Regions from separate parts of the Homo sapiens genome. Here region 2 is linked to region 1. Evidence: chromatin contacts called from ENCODE Hi-C or POLR2A ChIA-PET data. All regions are on one chromosome and are shown on one strand. Each heading gives the region's core, a stretch centred on a gene start or an enhancer-like site at or near the end of the contact. The rest is flanking DNA. Distances are from core to core; before and after follow the strand shown.

Evidence for each region. A loop is a pair of places that touch in the nucleus more often than their neighbours do. ChIA-PET counts read pairs that join two places held with the same protein, here RNA polymerase II (POLR2A). Pooled maps may share reads with other maps.
Region 2: a loop to region 1 is called in a map of GM12878, with 4 times the contacts of the local background. The contact joins the enhancer-like site here to the promoter of NR4A2 in region 1. A Hi-C loop is called at or near these places in 3 of 168 maps with a recorded cell type or tissue (GM12878, aorta and chondrocyte), 35 of 37 single-sample maps with no recorded cell type and 11 of 50 pooled maps. POLR2A ChIA-PET finds 5 or more read pairs at or near these places in 12 of 52 experiments (B cell, BJ, GM12878 and 8 more).

What each region holds. Positions count from the first base shown.
Region 1 is chr2:156,330,586-156,335,749 of GRCh38, forward strand. NR4A2 (nuclear receptor subfamily 4 group A member 2) reads right to left here and starts at 2,136. Exons shown (of 8, transcript NM_006186.4): 1 at 1,895-2,136; 2 at 83-206. RefSeq lists a silencer at 1,888-2,087 and enhancers at 2,318-2,397, 3,867-4,739, 4,298-4,397.
Region 2 is chr2:156,535,057-156,540,220 of GRCh38, forward strand. The region is part of intron 6 of GPD2 (glycerol-3-phosphate dehydrogenase 2); the gene reads left to right. Among named protein-coding and RNA genes, the nearest start is that of GPD2, 100 kb to the left of the region's middle. RefSeq lists an enhancer at 3,595-3,654. Within about 2 kb of position 3,140, at least 2 of the 41 ENCODE cell types and tissues checked have a DNase peak (open chromatin) inside an H3K27ac peak, as active enhancers do; they include B cell and GM12878, where a contact is called at or near this core.

The DNA.
Region 1 (5,164 bases), core at 886-3,385:
AAGTTACAGGGTTTGCCTTGTCCTGTTTCTTGATGTTTGGGGAGCTCTGGAGAGTAAAGGAAAGAAATGAAGTTGCACTAACCTTCAGCCGAGTTACAGGCGTTTTCGAGGAAATTAAAGGTGGACAGTGTCGTAATTCAATGAAGGACAAAGTTTCCAAGATTTTTAGAAAAGCAATGGGGAGTCCAGCCTGTCCAATCTCCTCCCTGAAATACAGACACAGGAAGCTTCAGGGTTTCTTCCCGACAGAGATTCAGCTGGGCATATGTAGACTCACCAGGCAGGCCCTTCCATGCCTTCCCTGTTTGTCTCATTGGAAATGAGTGGGAAGCCTTTACCAAACATAGCACTTAAAATGAATGTATAAAAGAAATGACTTGAAACAACAGAAAATACCACCCATTGCACTGTGTAAATCCTTGCAGAGAGAAGATCCTGCAAGAGGAAAGCTAGTCCATGAACTCATTTAACATTTATGATGTAATGAACTGGCCCCTTTGCTACAGTGTAGGTGGAGAGGTCATTTCCATCTTAGGTTAATTCAGGACCTGAGTATGAAGACTAGAGTATGAAAATACAGCATTGGAACCTTCTCTTGCATTTTTTTTTCTTGTGGTGAAATTGCCTTTTCTTTTGGTAGAGGGGAAGAAAGTAGAAGTCAAGAATATAAAATGAGAAAACAATCTTCCCCCTTACAAAATGTTAGAAAGGCCTTGACTGAGAAGGCAAGTTGAGTGGAAGCATCCGCACTTCTAAAGTGCTTTTGACAGAGCACTGGGATTGGAGCTACAGATAAATTGATGTTCACTTTTCCAGAAAACTTGTCTTTCAGCATCTTTAATGGTCACAAGGCTTAATGGTCACAAGGTGGGAAGAGGGGATCTACTTTTCCAGGAGCTTCTTAGGTCAATTGCAGAGGGGGGACATACTGCTTATATGGTATTGGCACCAATATTAGAAGTGTTTCCCAGCACAGCAAGATGAACACCTTCCCCATAATGCCTTCCACAATCTGCCTTTCTGGAACAAGGCATTCTTGTGTCCTAGCAATTTTCAGATGTTCCCACTTGGAAGACATTCTAGAGCACAGACAATCTTATTACTAATGAAAAAAGAAAGCCAGTATCCTCTCTTTTTATTCTTTCCCCTCCCCCACAATCTTGCTTCATAGTGGTGGTGGGGGTGGGGGGAAGATTACCCAGAAAAAGCAGAAAGGAGACTCGAACCCCACAGCCCTTAGAGATATTCCTGTGTTGGATATTAACCCCCTGGTAGCTCCACAGTTTCATAACTGTACTCTTTACATATTCATATTCTCGCTCTGATACATTCGCAAACCCAAGGACAGCATATGTCAAAACCAGAAATTTCAGGCAACTTAGTAACAGGACACGCTACCAACACCACCCTTACTCAACAATACCCGGGAAACATCGCGCGCTGGCCAGCCGCGGAGACACAGTTCCCAAGCAACGCATAAACTGAAGAACTTCCTCTCCCTGTCAGTTTGTGGGCAGCTTCCCTCGTATACATAGGACTTGGAGTCTCCGTGTTCACAGGCCACAATCAATTCCTCACTAACAGCAAACTTTGCGCACATTTCCGCGGGCTAGTCCTCAGCTCCCAAACTGTGGAGTCTCCCTTCCACGTCCACCAATGAGGAGCCTGGAAACCTCTGTCGAGAGCCAACTCCCCACTAGTGCCAAAGCCGGAGTTCGAACAAATGCCCCCCGGTAACTGCGCGCACGCACTCCCCATCCTTCGGTCCCACTCTCACTAGAAGCCTCTGGCTCCCACTTCCAGAGAACCTGTCCCACACAAGTGGAAAGAAGAGACGTGCAAAAGAAGGAAAAAGCATAAAAGAAGGCGAACTGCATGGGCTGCATCTACTCACTTAGGAGTTCTCCGCGTCTGTCTTCATTCATTCAACTCTGCCGAAGTGCAGTTCCCTCTGGGAGCCCGGGCGCCGGGGTCGGGTAGGGGTGGGAGAGCTGGGCGAAGGGAACCCGGACACCTCACGGAGGGAGGGAGCAGGGACAGGCGGCCGGCTGGACAGGCAAAAGGGACCGCGGAGCCGTGCGCGAGCCGCCGGGCGGACTGGCCCTGGCCGCCAATGTGCCTTTGTTTATGTGGCTTGCGCTGCCGCTGCCAACATGCACCTAAAGTCTCCGCGCGTCAGCGCGCGTCAGCGGCCCGCCGCCCAATCGCCGCGCTGCCGCGCTCCCTGGACTCCTGGCCCGCGCTCGCTTTGGTATATTTCCGACCTGACGTCACGAGCAGGGCCGATTTTAAGGTGGGAACCGCTCTGCGTTCACCTTGGTAGCCAGCTTGGGTGGTTTTTGGTGTTTTTTTTCTTTTCTTTTTTTTTTTCCGAAAGAGGTGTGACCTCTCCCAGGTCTGCGCAGCCCGCAGCGTCGCGACACTTCACTTTCCCCGAAGCCCCTGCGCCCGCGCAGCGGCTCGGCCGCTCACATGTGGGGAGGGTGCAACAAAAGCACCGGCGGAAGGCAAGGCCGGCGTGGCCAGGTAGTACGCACCTGGAGCCGCACGGAATGGGATGTGCCTTGCAGCGCCCTAACCTCTCCCACCCACCTTCGTCACCCCCTTAGCGGAAGAGCGTACAGATGTCCCATGACACGAGACGCTCAGAGGGCTCACGCAGTTCGGGTGGGATTTCCCTACCCGGTTCATCCCCTTTTACTCCCTTTTCCTGTCCCAGGCCTCCTCCTCTTCTGGCATATATTCATTCTAATTATCTCTCTCTCTCACTCTCTCTACCCCACCCCCACCCCCCACACTCCCATCTGAAAGGGAATGGGAGTGGGGGTAGGGCTTATTTTTCTATGTTTCCTTATTTCCATGCAGTGCCCACGTTCGATGGAGGACGTGGTGCTTGCGGGGGGGGGGGAGAGGAAGGGGAGAGGGTAGACAGTGACCGTGACCCAGCTCTTTAGAAACCCCAAAAGTCAGAGTGAAGCGTCGCCCCTTTTCCTTTCGCAGACAATGCAGCCGAGCAGCAGGCAACAGGTGCGCCTTCTGCAGAAAGGTACTCTGATTCCCACCTTCTGCAAACTCTAATACTTTCGATACTCCTCTGTGCCCACCAACTCGTACCCCTTCCACGAGTTTTAAGGGAATAAATCGATCTTCGTTTGAAACACAAGGTCTATCACAGCCTCAATCTTAGAGCCCAGAAAGACTGGACAAGAAAAGCGAAGCGGGTGGGGATTGGGGGCAGCGTCTCCGCAAAGCGTAAGGTGTGAGCCTACAGCCCAGCCAGGAGAGGGGCCCGAGCTGGCTCTGGGAGCGTGTCCCACCCCCGCGGCCGTCCAAGTCGCCGCCGCTTCTGCTTTGCAAGTCATTTCCCCTAGCCACGCCGAGAGCGCAGGGAGCTTTCTAGCAAAGGAAACGCCGCAGCTCCGGAGGGCAAGCCCCCTCCCCGTCTCCCGGCCGGAGCTGGGAGGGCTTCCTAGGGCTTCTCCCGCGGGGCTTCCAGCGGCTGGGCCTTGGGAGGGAGAGTTCGGAGCCGCCCCCGCTTTTCTACTCGCGCAGAGCGTCCCAGCCGCCCCTCCTTTCTCGGTGTGGCTCGTTTCCAGGCAGCCGGGACCCTTTTGCAACTTGCCCCCCTACTCGTGTTCTCAGTACCGGCCGATGGCTCCGTGGAACTATTCGGGATCCCGGGCTGCTCAACCCTAATCTGCAGCCCCGCCTTTGCCTACTCCCTGCTGCCCCCAGCTCGCCGGCGGCTGGGGAGGCGTTGCCATCAGATGCCCTGCGGCTGCCCCAGGAAGCCGCGGGCTCTTTTGCGCCGCAGCCTCGGGGAAACCTACGTGACCACCTTAAGTTTCCCCCAGATGTTGCGGCTGCCGCTGCTGCTGCCGCCGCCGCCGCTGCTCGGCGATGCCCTAGCGGGCGCGAGAAAAAAAATAAAACCAGGAAGTGGGTGGGGGGGGCGGGTTGTGGTGGCGGGTGAGGGTGTGTGAGTAGGGGGATGAGGAGGGGAGGGCGAAGAATAGCATATTAGCATGAGCTCGGTAGCGTCAGCGCCCCGTGGGCAGAAGCGATTCCATGCGAACGAAAGGGAAAAAGTGAGAGTTTGGAGAGCTGGGGAGAAGGAAGGGGGTGGGGGTGGCGGTGACGCAGGGGCGCAGGCATTGACGCACCGGCCAGGCTGGGCCCAAAATAGCAGCAACTCCAGCTCAGAGGCGCCCTCCCGGGTTCCCTTCCCCTTCCGCGAGGGAGCAGGGCGCGGCCACGGGAAGCTTTCCTTGATCCCCGCGGTGGGCCAGGCTCCCGGCCGCTATTTTCAGGCAGTCGGAAACTCAAGCACAGGCACGCCGGGGTGGCAGTTATTATTTTTTAATATAGTCCTAGGAAAACGGGGGCCGGGAGAACTTGAAGGTTGTAACCACCAGCCTCCATACACATACTCCCGTCTAAGTAGATACATTCACTCTGCACGCTTCCCCCTCCCTCATTGCCATTAAAAACACATTCAGTTTAGGTTGGGTTGAGCCTGGGACAATTTGAAAATGCCTCCCCAGAGAGCTGAAAAGTGTCCTGGAGTTCTTAAAGTGAGCTCCAAGGAAGCCAAACATTGTAATATGATGCCTTATTCTTTAATAACAACCTGTCGAGTGCGGCTTCCTGATAACAGCCTTTGTCCAAGTCTTAATGCAACCAAGAATGAAGGGTCGTTTTCACAGCAGCTTATTATAACAATTATTATTAACTGGGAATATAATTAAATATAAAATTAAATATAAATTAAAATGAGAGAAAGGGGAGACCTTTCTCATCTATTCCATCATCTGTGTAAGAGTTCTCTCCTCTTCAAAGTCCTATTCTGGTTTCTGGGAAGCTTTTACTGTTTCTTAGGAAGACACGCCGGATGTAAGACTGTTAAACTCGTTTAAACCAATTTTGAATAAGCTACTTCTTAGGCTAGGGTTTCTGTAAGGCCCGGATGAGATGGGTTGGAAAGGATTCAGCATATAGATCAGAAGTGTTTAAAAAAAAAAAAAAGGCCACGCTCAAAACCCCAGACTAGTTTTCCTCACCAGATTCTGATGGGACGATGTCTCAGTAGCACCGCCAATGTGTGTGTAATTGACTGATCCAGTCAGTAGGGGGCCTGACTCCACAACGTTCAAGAGAATCACTC
Region 2 (5,164 bases), core at 1,890-4,389, 210 kb after region 1:
GGAAGCAGTTGTGTAGAGCTTGAGTGTAGGGTGGTGTAGGGCCTGAATCATGGAGGACAAGGTATGCCAGGATGAGGAGTTTAGTTTGAATTCTCTAGGCAATGGGCATCCAGTGAATGCAAACAGCATTTGATACAGGTACTCAGGGTGCAGAAAACTGAATGATTAATAGGAGGGCATTAGATGAGATTTTATGCTGATGGGAAGGAATCCCAGGTGAGAGAGAGAGAGAGAAAGAGAGAGAAAGAAAGAGAAAAAGACCTGGGAAAGAGAGAGAGAGAGAAGAGAGAGAAAGAAAGAAAGAGAGAGAGAGCGAGAAAGAGAAAAAGACCTGGGGGGGGGCGGGGAGAGAGAGAGACCTAGGAAAGAGAGGGGGGTGGGGAGAGAGAGAGAGAGAGAGAGAGAAAGAAAGACCTGGGAAAGAGAAGGCATATTACATGGGCCATTATCCATCTGCTTGCTTTAATTTCTTGGACAACTCCAGCATCTACTACCCAGATTTTCTTGTTGTTGTTTTTTTTTGTTTTGTTTTGTTAGTTGTCTTTGTGGCTTACCTCTTTATTTGTGTAGCCGCCCTTTCTTGTCTTTTGTTACATCTTTGATTTGGAAGTGAATTAATAAATGAATGTCAAGTGTTCCCAAATTCTGTTTTAAGAATAATCTAGATCTTTTAAAGCTTCGGTAATGTGGGCTTTAAAAAATCTGTGATTGCCCAACTGGTTTATGTCAGCATTTTGGAAAGAATATCAGTCTTTAAAGCGGTGTTAGAGATATAAACCCTCTGGGGAGTGAAGAATGCCTGGTGCATGCTAATTTTGTACTTATCCAGGTGGAAGAGAGAGAGGAATAGCCAAAGCTATAGATAGAACAAAGGCATGTCAATTGCAACCTGGTCTCAGTTTAGGCTTAGCTCTCCTCACCAATCCCCTATCAGGATATTAGTGGCTTATTTATTTATTTTTAACCTGTATCATATTAAGCTCTTTGACAAATCGCATTTTGATTTATAGTCTGTGCTTCTGGCATGTGCTTTAATGGCATTAGCCAACTCTAGACACATACTGAATTCATTATGTACCTTATGTATGTAAGTAGTAATACTTCCTTTTAATGAACATACGGTCACGTCAAAGTGCTGCGAGGTTGTTTTACAAAAGCATCTTTGTGTAGTGCTCCTCAGAAGTTTTGAGATGAGTATTAAGTTGAAGATTAATATGCTGTATTTTAAGTTGTATTTTAGTGGAGTAATGTATTATAATTTTGCCCTCTCCTTAAGGTGAGTAGACTATTATAGTCTGAGTCTTTGATTCTTAGGCTTTGGTTCTTAATTAGAATTCAACATTGTTGACATGTAAATTGTGACCAGATGAATTCAAAACTCAAAAAGTAAAATTGCCTTTGAATTTGTATCCTCAGCTACGATATTGATTGAAAATCGATGAGTAACTCTTATTCTTGTTTTCTATAGGCAGTAAGAAATTCACAGAATCTATTTACAGCTATACGTGACAGCACTTAACCTTGACTATGCCTGCTAAAAGGTTTCTTGACTTTAAAATGTGGATACTCTTCAAGATTTGAGGGCAGGGCTTCTCCTAAGGTAGAGGCAGAGAAGTAAACCAGCAACAAGTAGGGCTCAAGATCTAGCCTGTCTGATCAGGCTTCCAGACCAAGGAGTGGCAGCAGTCCAAACCACCTGTCTCTGCTGACTAGGCAATCTTAATAGCCATCCCACTCCTCATCAGTACGTGGGATCTGAGCACAGGTCTAAGCAGATTAATAGTTTTCTTAGTGAAGTGATCCATGGAGTCAAATGCATGACAGTATCTTCAGGATTCTGTGGGAAGAGGAGGGGGTCTATGGAGGACACTAGGTCATCCCCTTGAAAAGAGAGATAGAGACCATTACTTGAGGGAAGAGCTAAGCAGAATGTCAGAGCTTTGGCTAAGCAAACAGATATGAGCAGAGTTCTAGTTCAACTAGGAGCACAGAGTGAGAACCAGATATTGGGGCAGGAACTCTTCTGTTTGACGTCTACAGTGGGAGAGACTGCACACCTGTGAGCACAGGGATTCCTTTGTGTAGGGGTTCCTTAAAGACAGATAACAGTTTATGGGCAGATAACAGTTTCCAGAGGGATGGGGCTCCCTGTATAATGCCAGGGGCTGCCAGGATTGACTTAGGATTGACTCAGGGACTGCGTGGGGCTGACCCTGCAGGTTGAATGCTGTCAGTGATTACAACAGGGCAAGGGCACCTTGACTGTCTCAGAAACTAATAGAATCTTTCTTTGACAATAACCACTGGCGAGCATTTCCAGGAAGTCTTTGAAAATTGCTGGGAGTCTGGGCAAGAAACTCCACTCACTGAAAGCATGGTATTTGATTCATTATAAAACAGAAGGAAAAACATTAGTAATAGACGTGGTATGTCCCAGCCTTGTATAGTTGAAAGTAAAACTAAGTCATACGTTTTCAATTTGGTGTGACATTGTCTAATTTCTAAATTTATTATTATTTTGAAATTATAGGAAATGATTAGAAGTATGAGGGTGTGCTTCTTCTGTTGTTTATTTTTCACATTTGAGTCTTACTACATGTCACCATTGTCCAGCATTTCAGAGACAAAGGGAGTATTTTTGACATTCATTAAAACTGTTTTGGTGAAAGAGCTGTATTACGGTACTATTTAATTTTTATAATAGTTTATCAGAAATGAGATTAGAGCCTATTTATTGAATTATCTTATTTTGAAACTCTCACATATTTATTGAGTACAGATTAGAATCAAACTGTTTAGAATATTAGAAAAGTCTTTTTCAAGTACAAAGGGCAGAGATTATATCTGTAGGTAGTTCCCCCAAACCCCCGAGGGGAAGTTTTGTTTTAAATGTTTACATGTTTTATATTGACACATTTGTTGGCTTAAAAAATATGGCAATAGCATCTAGCATAGTGCTAGATGTATGTGGTTGCAATTTGACATTATTTTATTGATAACTATATTGTGTATAAACTTTCTTTTCATGTCTTTTTATGTGAGAGACATCAGATATTCTACTAGCTGTTAGGAGGTAGTGAAATTAAGTTGATTCTCACAGTATTTGCATCTCAGTCTTCTGCCTCAGCATGTGACCTTGCCTGTGAAGGTTCAGAATAGCTGTTTTATTATTTCGCTTAGGGTGATCGGGCTCTGGTAAATTGATTGGCACTAGCCCAACTCACAGCCTATTGAATCATGAATTTATTACTTTAGGCAACAAATAGTTTAACACCTTCCTACATGCCATACATTGTTGTCCTTGCAGGAGGTAAACTCTTGGAGAAGATGGTGGGGGATAGAACCAAGTTCCTGCCCTTAATTTATTCATTCCTATGAGAAGTGAAACATTCATGTAAAACAGATGACTCAGATTGCTGTTAAAAAAAAAAAAAAATCCAGTAGGGCAAACCTATTTGAATAACCAAATTAAGATCAGGATTGGCTGGGTGTGGTGGTTCACGCCTGTAATCCCAGCACTTTGGGAGGCCAAGGTGGGTGGATCACGAGGTCAGGAGATTGAGACCATCCTGGCTAACACGGTGAAACCCCGTCTCTACTAAAAATACAAAAAAATTAGCTGGGCATGGTGGCGGGCTCCTGTAGTCCCAGCTACTCGGGAGGCTGAGGCAGGAGAATGGTGTGAATCCAGGAGGGGGAGCTTGCAGTGAGCCGAGATCACGCCACTGCACTGCAGCCTGTGCAACAGAGCAAGACTGCATCTCAAAAAAAAAAAAAAAAAAGATCAGGATTTTGCCTAGTAACTATAGAGTTCAAGCAGAAGCAATGAAATGGTCTAAACTATAGCTTAAAAAACAATATCTGTTAAAGATATCTTTGTCAAGTAAGTCTGAATATTTTGCTTTTATAGTTAAAAAGATAATTAAATTCTGACTTTTTCATTTCATCTTTTAGAGTCTCAAGCCCCATATAAAGTTTCCAAATAAACATTAATTCTGGGTTGCTGAGAGATGTTATTCTGATAACTGAGGAATGTTTATGATTGAGGTATTAAATAAAAGGTTATCTTAACAAAAGGAGAAGGAAGGTAAATGTAGTAGAAGGCAATCTGTTAACAATATTAGCTTCATTCTTATAATGCTTTGCAGTTTACAAATGCTTTCACATATGCTGGAATCTGATTATTTCAGCGGTTCTAGGGGATTGGTAGAGAGGCTGTTGTTAGACCTACTTAATAGATGAAACAGACTCTGATGAGGAAAGGGACGTCCCCAGAACCTGAGTTAGTGGCTGGTTGGGTCCTGAACTCACACATTCGGAGTCTCCAGCATCAGTGCTCTCTGATGGGGGCCAAGAGTTAGCCTGCTTTTCATGTAAATGCCCTAGTACACATTCCTTTCAGACAATCAGGACATTGGGTTCAGGTCAGACTGATTTGATAACAATTTGATAAGGTGTGGAATCTTCCTGTGATTAAAGAGAGAAATCTGATAAGGTACAAGACTTACCATGAAACAGATAAAGGCTCTCTCAAAAGGCTGCCTCCAGTTAGAATTCCCCAGCTGGTCCTTGGCACATGGTTCCATGTGTTTATTATGTAGCTCACACTCGAAATCACCCCTGGGGCAGGTTGAGCCATTCCAGCATTTTGTAAAAAGTTGTGTGCATGTGCTCACACACAAATGAGGAAAAGAGGACTGAAAAAAATGGTTCTGTGAAAGTGAAAGGATTCACTTGCTTTTCCCAGTCCTATTATGAAAGATGGTTTAGTTATATCAAAGGGCTTCTTTTGACTTGTTGTATAATTCGATTCTTGAGTTTTCAGTTGGCTTATTTGAAATTTTGTAAATTGCAATTTATAAAATTGGAGGGCCCTGAGAGATCAAGTTCCACTTGTGGCTCGAGGAATGAGGATACTGAGATTAGGGGTTAGGGCTTGCTCAGGTTTTTGTTGCAGACAGGAAAAACAAAAAATCTGGTTAACTTAAACAGAAAAGAAATTCTCTGATAGGACATTGAGCAGCAGGCAGAAATACTGGGAAGACAGAGACCTAGCTTGAAAAATAAGGGACTAAATATGATTTGTAGCAACCACAGCCACAGGCAAAATCCTGACCCACAACCAGTGCACCGAAGACTTGATTGCTCATCACGTCACGTCTTG